2 separate regions of the Mus musculus genome follow, and region 2 is linked to region 1. The links are chromatin loops, found by intact Hi-C in ENCODE. Cell type or tissue: left cerebral cortex. All regions are shown on one strand.

Evidence for each region. Peaks named below come from ENCODE experiments on the same cell type or tissue, not always from the same donor. Only the 100,000 strongest peaks of a DNase experiment are listed, where the experiment ranks them.
Region 2: it touches region 1 in a loop (2.5-fold over the local background); 3 of 42 quality-filtered maps call a loop at or near these places.

Annotation. Positions count from the first base shown.
Region 1 is chr10:53,861,122-53,866,121 of GRCm38, reverse strand. No RefSeq gene overlaps it. Among named protein-coding and RNA genes, the nearest start is that of Fam184a, 110 kb to the right of the region's middle. In left cerebral cortex, a CTCF peak has its summit at 2,463 (motif pointing left); a DNase peak (open chromatin) is centred at 2,463.
Region 2 is chr10:54,267,421-54,272,420 of GRCm38, reverse strand. No RefSeq gene overlaps it. Among named protein-coding and RNA genes, the nearest start is that of Gm26177, 41 kb to the left of the region's middle. In left cerebral cortex, no CTCF peak of the experiment used is centred here; a DNase peak (open chromatin) is centred at 2,486.

The DNA.
Region 1 (5,000 bases):
GGTGGCTTCCTGGGCAGTTTCCCTGAGCCAGTAACCTCTACTCCTGGGTACAACAAGAGCCACCTCCTTTCCACTATAATGGTCTCCACTCACCTGCTTGGTTCAGGGTACCAGGCAAAGGAAATCCATACAGTCAAAGCCAGACTAAAAATCTAGAAGATTGGGCTTGACTCTAGTTAAGAGTCCAGAATAAAGAAAACTCCTTTTTGTTTATTTTATTCTAGACATTATAATATAATTATATCATTTTCCCTCCCCCTTCTCCCTTCAAACTTTCCCATATACCCCCTCCTTACTCTCTCTCAAATTCATTACCTCTTTCTTTATTAACTGTCACTACACCCATAAATGTATATTAATGCATTCTGCTCAGTCTGCATAATGTTATTTATATGTGTGTTTAGGGATGACAATTTGGTGTTGGATAATCAATTGGTGTGCTCTTCCCTGGGAAAGACTATAGTTCTTTGTGTAGGGCTGAGGGGTCCTGGGCATTCCCCTGTCTACTTCAGCATGTCTATTGTTATTGTCCTTGTTTTTAAGCTCATGTTTAGGCAGTCGTTTTGGTGAGACTTCATGGATGTAGCTTCTGACATTACTAGGAGACAAATCTCACAGCAGCTCTCTGATCCTCTGGCTCTTTACAATCTTTCTGTCCCCTCTTCTATGATGTTCCCTGAGTCTTAGGTGCTGAGTTGTTTTGTAGATGTATCTATTGAGACTGCTCTCTAGAACTCTGCATTTTGATTAGCTGCGGTTTTCTGTAATGGTCTCTGACTGTTTCAAAGAGAAGTTGCCTTGATGAACAGTAAGAATTACACTTATCTGTTAGTATAAGGACCAATATTTAGAGGGTAGTTGAGGGTTATATGGGTTTAGGAAAGTGGCAGTTGTGAGTTCTCCCCCAAGATCCATGACTTTGCTACCCATGGTAGTTGGGTAGCTTTCTGGTAGTAGGCATGATTTCCCTCTTGTTGATCAAGTGTTAAGTCCAATTTGACAGCTGCTGATCAAGGCTACACTACTGGGATTGAGCTCCTAAATAAAAGAGACAGTTCCTTCGGAGCTATGTGAACCTCTCTCCTGGATTGGGGGGCAGGGGTGGGAGACTGTTTGTTGGTTTATTTGTATTTAAATCTTTGGCCATTGTAGCTCAAAAATGTATCATCCTATCTGTGCTTTCATCTTACAGTTCTCTGTATTCAGCTGTCTTTTTTTGGTTAATTTTTTTTCTTTTTTGTAAGGACGTGGGTCATCATCTTAGCCATTCATCTTACTGAGCACCTCAGGCAGGATCTTCACTATAAGCTGAGACACTGAGGTTTTGAAAGCCGTCCTTTCCTTGTCTAAATCGATTGCAAAAACTGTCTTGCCAGGTTTAGGCTACAAATTCAAACTGTCTTATTTGCTACTTTGTATTTCTAAAAAGCCAGGAGACTTTCTATTGCTGAGCCTTACTCTGTGGTCATCCACATTGCTCGAAGAATTAGACATCCATCTCTAAACACCTATTGGGCATATTATCTCATTTAATCACCCAAACATCTTGAGAAAGCAGCACATTTTATCTGGGCTCCCAGAAAAGCAAATTGAGGGATAAAGAAATGAAGAACATGTTGCCAAGGTCACAAGTATGGATTGAAACAGAATTTAAATTGCCCCCTGGTACACACACCTCTACTTGACCCCGAAGATCTATTTTTTCCCACTGAGCTAAGCTGCCTTTCATAGAGAGCCTGGGGGCTTTCAGGCTATCATGAGGTTACATTAGGAAATAAGGAGTGCAGATAAATTCCCCCAGTGCTCTGTTCCTAAAAGCATACAGAAAACAAACCTCAGACCCAAAGACTTTTGCATGAGCCAAGAGAAGATGAAAGGAATTATCAAATGCTTATATGATTACCTGGGTAACCTTGCCAGTGCTCTCTCTGTAAGTGCATGGTGATCAGCCAGGGCAGTGGAAGGAGTTTTTTTAGATATGGGCATTTTTCATTTACTCGTGTGATTTGCTAAGCTTGGTATGTGGGGAGGGAAATGGCTGATGTCTACTTGGCGTAACAACGGACCAAAAAAAAAAAAAATGAAATCATTTCACTCATGCTTAGAAATGACATTTTAAACCGTCTTCAATCTAGGTGTATCTATTTCTGTGTTTGTAGCCCCTGGGAGAATAGGACCTGAATTCTCATGTGCTGAGAGCAAAGTGGAGATCTGTGTTAGGCAGTAGGATGATCCTGAAGAGGGAGAGTTAATGTTTGACAAATGTCAAACACAAATGGCTATTGATTAGTAAGAGGGATCATTGGCAAGAAGATATTAAGACTTTCAGGGGACTGCTGACTGTTACCAGTTTTCACTTTTGTAATATTTGAGGGGAAAGCAAAGGCAGATAGATCTTGACTCCCTGAGGTTGGGCAGCTTGACGCTTTCTAAGAGCATCTGTAGCTTTCTAGTGCCATCATGTGGTCGCTTCTGAATTTGTTCAAAAACCCTGCCAGAGCCTGGCCTGGTAGAGAAGCTACATGATTCACACAGCAGCCTGATGAGATGGCATAACACTTAACTGGCTGGTGCCACATCTGATATTCAGTAACAATGGGTATGCGCTGAGGAGAAGTTAGGAAAAGAATTGCTGAGGAGCTCGCTGGAAGTGGAGTGGATGGAGCCAGCAGAATGCGGGCTTTAGGACTTGATCATGTAGTCAGGAAGTGGGCTAGGAAGAAATGTATCCACTGAGATTATGGTCACACTGATAGGCCAGGGCTCAAAACTCAAGTTTTAATCCCTGAAAAGGAAGATTCAACAAAGGTATGTACGGGTCGTGATCATCATATCATGGAAGGAAAAAGAAGAAGGAACCTGAGATGAAACAGTTACCTAGCCTGCTCAGTGGCTTTTAGAAGAACCTGCTATCCCTTATACTTCTTCAAGAGAATGCCTGAGTCTTCAGAGTCCCTCCTGCCTGCTCGTCAAGAGAAAGGTTCCTGTTGGATACTTCCTGCTGTGCCTTTTACCTCCAAAGGGGGACAGAATCTTTACACTAGAGACAACCAGGAGGTCTAGAGCTGCATCTTCTGGGGGGAGGGATAGTTTTGGGGCGTTAAAAAAATCAATGTGTAGGAGGTCACAGGCTCTGTGTAGACAAACAAATCCAAAGCAAAGGAGAAAAGTAAAACTCTGTATTTTGAGCCTGCTACCCAGAAGGAGTCATCCATTGTCCCTTGTGTGTTGGCAGATGTAGATTGCTTTGGACGCAGGTGTGGGTTACTTTGTAGTACAGAAATAGAAACTCCTGAAGTTCTGACATGGACATGGTAAGAGGAAGCTTCAATAGAAGAGGCTAGAAGCGGAGCATGCTATATGGTTGGTCAGGAAGTGAGGGTATGTTTGTCCTCTGTGGCTGTGATACTTCCTCACTTGGACGTGAGAGCCAAACTTAGAGAATAGGACTATTCAAGCCCTCACCATGTGGGGCTGGTTGTAGCAGTTTTGCATGCTTCCTAATTGTCAAGAGCAATAAAACCTTGACTTCCTTCAAGTCTTATTTTACAGGGGGGCTAGTCCATTTTGATCATTTGTTTTTAACTCCAAGGGGCTACAACTCAATAATCTGACTAAAAGCAAAGGGTCAGTGCTGGGAGACCTCCCTTTTGAGTCAGAGACGAAGCTGCCACAAGATTCCAATTCTGTTCATTATAATTGCTGCAACAAATTACCTGACACAGAAACTTACAAAAAGGGAAATGTACTTTAGCTCACAGTTTCAGACATTAGTCAGCTATATTCATTGCTTTAGGCCTGAGGCAAGACATATTATCAAGGCAGCAGGGTGTGCTCCCCTAAGGCAGAAAGAAAGAAGCTAGGGCAAGATCCAATCCCTTAGCACATGCCCTCAGCCTCAAGTGAACCACATTGTCAAGTGGCCATTCCCCCCAAAACACAGCACAGCCAACTGGGGACCAAGTTTTTAATACAGGGGCCTGTGAAGACATTTAATGTTTGAACTACAGCATCACCCCATCTGGTCAGAATGATGCCTTTGAGTGGACAGGACCATGATGAAGGCCACTGGCAAATGCTGTAGTGAATTAGTGGCTCGGACCAATAGCTAAGATGGACTTATGCTAAGCCCTTCCTGGCAGCTAGGGTATGGCCAAGGAATGCAGTTATCTGCAGTCTCAGTCATGGAGAAGGTACTGTAAGAGATGAATATCAGGGAAAGAAGAAAGTGCCCCTGAGGTTAGTGAGAACAGAGTAAAAGTAGCTGATTTGGTAGACTACTGGGGAAGATGAAAGATGGGAGATGAAAGGAAGTTGCCAGTGATTTGTCAGTGTCTTTGTGCTAACCTGATCCAGGTCAGAACCTCTGTTTGACTTTCTAGATATGACCCTAAGCTGGAAAGAACAGAGGACTTGGCACACAAACCTAAGGTGCTCATCTGTAAGGGGGAACTTTTCATTTCTTTTTCATCACTGAGGATCCAACTCCAGACCTTACTTGTGGCATCTCTAGGAGAGAGTGGCACGTGTGCTAATATCATTCGCATACAGACGGAATAATCCCAAGCTGTGCAGGAGCAAAGCCACGGTGCTTTTCTTTCCTGTCCACAATTTTTATTCCCATCTTTATGCATTCTTCAACTAGAGGTGGACCCACACAACTCTCTTCTAACACTGACATTTAGTTGTCAAGTGCTTATAAATTGTGCAGTTGCACAGAAAACTCCAGTTGTAGCAAAATGGACTGGACCTATAAACGCTCTCTTGGAATGGTCAAGATTGGGTGAGTTAACCAGAAAGGAATTAGGTTCCAGGTGAGAGTGTATTTGTTTTTAATTTCCAACAGCCCTCCTTGAGGGCTGATATGGAAAGATAAAACGTTTACCCAAATCTTGTGCATAATTTAAGCTCTGTCTATTTTCAGCCTGAATAGTTCCTCAATATTTTCCTTTCAGTTTATCTCACAGTTGTCATTAAACCCATTTTGAGAAGGAAAATAT
Region 2 (5,000 bases), 410 kb before region 1:
TTGTTTCTTAGACTACTATAGTGCAGATATGAAGTCACCCCAAATTAGATAGGTATAAAATCTACTACAAGAAGAAGGTTATCAATTTAACTACCTGAGAATTTTAAATGATAAGAAGAAAAAACAAGAAAGCAGGACTGGATGTGAAATCTGTTGGAATAATTTTATATACTTAATAAAGATGTGGTGACTGAAGATCTTGCAGTACTACAACCGGGTTACAACATATCTAAATTACAAATAGCTTCCTCCTTTAAAATATTATAAATTGTGAGCTGCTTTCTTAGAGGCATAATTAGAATGAGTGGAATCACCTGGACCACGTTAATATCTGCTTCACAGTTAGAAACAGGTTCCCCCTCTCAACTTCCTGGGACACTGAAGGGTACACTTACACCTGAACTCTTTAAGACTGTCAGCCTGGGTGACTCCGTCCTCATGCAAGCTTGATACAGTGCAAAGACCTGTGCTTCAAAAGGCTTTCTCACCGCATTGAAAACTCTTAATAGTTTTAGAAAGAAAGACACTGTATTCTTAATTTGCATGCTGCCCTTCAGATTATGTGCTCAAGCCAGTACACAGAGCAACTAATTAAAATGCAGGAATTCATTCCTGTGCCACGGGATCATCACAGTGCCTGAAGTAGACTGTATAAAGAAAAAAATGTACACCGAGAGAATCAAGTCAAAATCACTCCCTCGTTTCCAAGACAGATCAATTTATAATTCTTTGTCTGCTCTAACTGGCTTTCTGCAGGATGTATGGAAAGACGCTGAGGAGGTGGCTTAGTCAATACACTGTCTATCACGTGGGAAGCCTTAGTCTGATCACCAGTACCACATAACACTGGCTGTGGTGGTGGATAGCTGTAATCTATGCACTCAGGATATATAAGTCAGAAGACCAGAAGTTCAAGTTTAGCCTCACTATATATTGAGTTCAAGCCATCATGAGCAACATGAGACTCTTCCTCAAACAAAGAAAAATGTGTGTGCGGGGTGAGGGGGTAGGTGTTGGGGGGTGTTAAAACAGTCTTTCCCACTGACAACTATTTCTAATATAACTACACCATATTCTCCTCCCATTTCAAATAACCATGTATGTTACTCAACCCTACCTGTGTATGCAGGTTATGCTCTCATCCAGATCAATATAAGCTTACTCAGAACCCTGGGGTACCTAAGCAGGCTACCGTGCTTCATTTTATAGCTCATTTCTATAAAACTTCTTAACATGGACACTAAAGATAACTTTGGAATTCATCAGGAAGATCCCCAATGGCCTTGAGCAAAGAGAGGACTCTTAAACTGTGGACTCAGCAAATACTATGAGTCACCCTGTTTCTGGAAGAGCCAAGAAAGTGATTTGACTGACAGGTAAAGGAGCCCCATAGGCTGATGCCAGCATGCAGTTCTATGGGTACCTTTGGAGATCCCTATGTAGCTGACATCATCTCATCTATCTGTTGGGGTAAAGTTGATGGAGATGTTATTTCTATATGACTTTCTTCCCATGCCACAGTGACTGGACAACAGAGCCATCAGTTTACAAAACTGATTCTTCCCTGAGAATTTGAACTGAGTTTCCTAGAATGAGAGTCATGTAATAGAGACTTCCACTGAAAATCCATGCAGAGGTGGACAGAATGTTCCTTTGTGAGTATTGAGTATACTGTTTCACTCAGAGACAGACAAGAAACCCCAAGCAGATGGAGAAAGAGGGGCAGTATCTCCATTCCTCAGCTCTCCAGTTGCCAACTCCATTCTCCCACTTATTTCCACATTTATTATATTAAGTAAACATCCCTCATCTGTCCCCTTTCAACTTTGCCCCTTGCAATCAAAGGTCTAATGTACATACATGCCTAAGAAACATGCGAAGACATTTGAGAGTTCTCCTTGTGAAACTGAAGTGTCAAAACTTGGTTTGCCTAAGGTAAAGGCTCCTAGGCTGGGAGGTCACCATTATCATTAGAGAAGAATACAACTTCTCTCACCTCAAAACAAACTAACAATTGTAGCAGTCCTACCTCCACTAAAAATGTGATTCTCTCCAGGGCCCATTCCAGCTGTCTCAGACACAGTCACTCAAGACTTAGAGGCAGCCTTGTTCCCTTCCTTTTGTCAAATAAACAGAAAACCAGCCTTACCTGGGAAGTCCAGAAGCCCAACTCTCCCACAGTCAGAGCATCAGCGTGAGAACAAACATTAGTGACACCAAATCAATAAGGATTCCTAGAAACTCAGGTGGAAAACATTATGCTCCTAAGGACAGGTACAAATCCATGAGAGGCCAATATTCTAAAGCTTTTGCAATGGTCACGCAAGCCCTTGCCTATCCCATGGCTGATCTACTTTGAGAGTGAATGAATGCAGGGGGTAGTTCCTGTAATTCTTCTCATTACTTCTTAACACTGACTCATCTGTTCTCCTTCAGCAAACTTGCACTGGAAGATGATGCCAAGAATTCTCCTTTATTCTCCACACATTTGGCACACAATTGGACCCAAGGAAGGCATTTGAAAATCCTCATTTAACTGAACTGATTGAAAGGCTAGTTTCCCAAATGAGGTTGGTAACTTTCTATTTATTGTATGGTAGAATCCAGCCCAGCATCTTGATGGATAAAAGAAAAACGTGTAAAACACAAGGGAAAACGCTTCACCTACCCTAACCTCAAAACCTTGATTGATTTTCTAGTCTTTGTTGAATTTTCCCCCCAATATTATTAAAGACTTTTTCACAACATGGATTTCTTCCAGGCAAAGCTTAAAACACATTATTTCAGCCCAGTTGAAGTCTTGCACACATATCCACAAAGGACATATTACTTTTGCCTAAAGCAGATCCTTTGTTTGTTGAGCTTTCCCTTAACACAGCACACAGCACTTTGCATAGCTGTCTGGACACCCTGGGCACTTAATAAGCACTTACTGTTTTAAGTAGTTTACTGTCCTGAGAGAGCCTTTGAAACAGATCAAGACTACAAGTGGAATGGATTCTTAAAGGCTGTAGTTTTTGTTTTTTTCTAAATAAAGCATCAAAAGGAAAGGACAGCAGCCACTGTTCCTCCTCAACAACTGTGTCATACCATCACGTCGAGAGGAGAGCTTGCTCTTGAGTATGGTTGCCTGCAGAGATTACCCACCTGCCTCTCAAGCCAGATGGTTATGAGTTAGTAGATTCTCTGTGGCCTGCCTTACCCTCTCCCCTGGATTGGTTGATTCCTTCTGTTCCTTTTGAAGATTAACCTCCATCACCCTAGGGTTCTCTTACTACAGGACAGACCCTGTGGCTCCACTGATCTGCTTGATGCCTTTGGATTGCATCTAATCCACACAAAGCTACTTTTCTCCTACATGATGTAGTGGGCTAGTCAAACATTTTGTTGTTGTGGAGAAATATCTAATAGAACAATGTGAAAATGAGAAAATGCTTACTTCATTATTTTGTGATGATATGCTCATAATTTCATAACTTATTCTGTGGTCAGCTAACTTCATTAATTTGGGGCCTAAATGAAGGGCTAGCACCATGGGACTTAAATGTATCTCAAGGCAGATGGGAAGCTGGGAGACAAGGAGAATAGGAAGACGGGGTGGGGAGGGAAAAGGGGAGCATCCAGGCCCAGTTATAAAATGCTGAGATCCCACTTCAAAACCATGCCCCCAGTGACTTACTTCTCTCAGCTATGCCTACAGCAGAAAGATGGCAGAGCCTCCTAAAATAGTGTAGCAGCTGGGGAGAAAGCTACCAGACAATGAGGCTATGGGAGACATTTCCTGTTGAAATCATCTTTCTGCCCTCCTTTTCTGCCTTCTTTCTTCATTTTCCATGTTTCTTTTAGACAGGCATTAAATTGACATATGCTTTGCCTCTGAAGAAGCAAACACTGAGAAAGCCAGTTGGTTCATTAAAGGAACTCATAAGGAGACTACAGTGTAGCTATTCAGGTGATGCTGTATGGTAGATATGATCAGGATATACACATGGGGAACTGTTTGAGTCTTCTAGAGAATTCAGAAAATTATAGGGATGATATGCCAAGGCTTTACTTATTTTTTAAGATTTATTTATTTATTTTATGCATGTGAGTACATTGTAGCTACACTGTTGCTCTCTTCAGACACACCAGAAGAAGGCAGCGGATATCATTACAGATGGCTGTGAGCCACCATGCGGTTTCGGGAATTGAACTCAGAACCTGTGGAAGAGCAGTCAGTGCTCTTAACCACTGATCCATCTTTCCAGCCCAGATATGCCAAGTTTTAAGGACTATTAAGTGTTTTCTAAAATGCTAAGCTATTGACCAATATTTTCATGCATTATTTCTAGATAATATGAAGAAAATGATGGACAAGATTATCTATATAGTCTAGAAATTTTACTCAAATAGGTGTTAAAGGTAGGAAAGTTATCTGTGTAGTTGTCAGAATGTTTTTAAGACTATACTTAAGCATTCATCTATTTTTACAGCTCATTACATTTACTATTCTCTTTTCCTTTAACTGGAGTATTTAATGACATCTTAAATGTCACTATGAATGTAATAACAAAGCTCATGGTCCTGGCTAGTCATGAGAGGTTTCTCTGTTTTATTGCTAAATTGTAAAAATTAAGTGGAAAGCTTATAATATAAACTAAATATATTTAGTGCTATCATAACTTAGTGATTATTCTACAGATTCTTACAAAAATAGGAACATATAAATTGTCACATATAAATAACTAGCCATGATTGTCCTTGTGTTTGGGTAAAAGTTCCCTCTTTATCCTGCTTAGGAAAATCTCTCTATAATTACCTAATGCTAAAACTTAAAAATTCTACTCCCAAAGATCAAACTTTAGATTGAATAGAAAGTCTCCTTCCAAAATAAACCTTAAAGCAGGCATTGGAATGAGATAAGCATTATCACACAACAGCACCTTAAAGAGAATTAGTTTATCAAATGTTCTTTACCTGATAACTAAGTTCAAGTGGGTTACCAAGAAAATAGGATT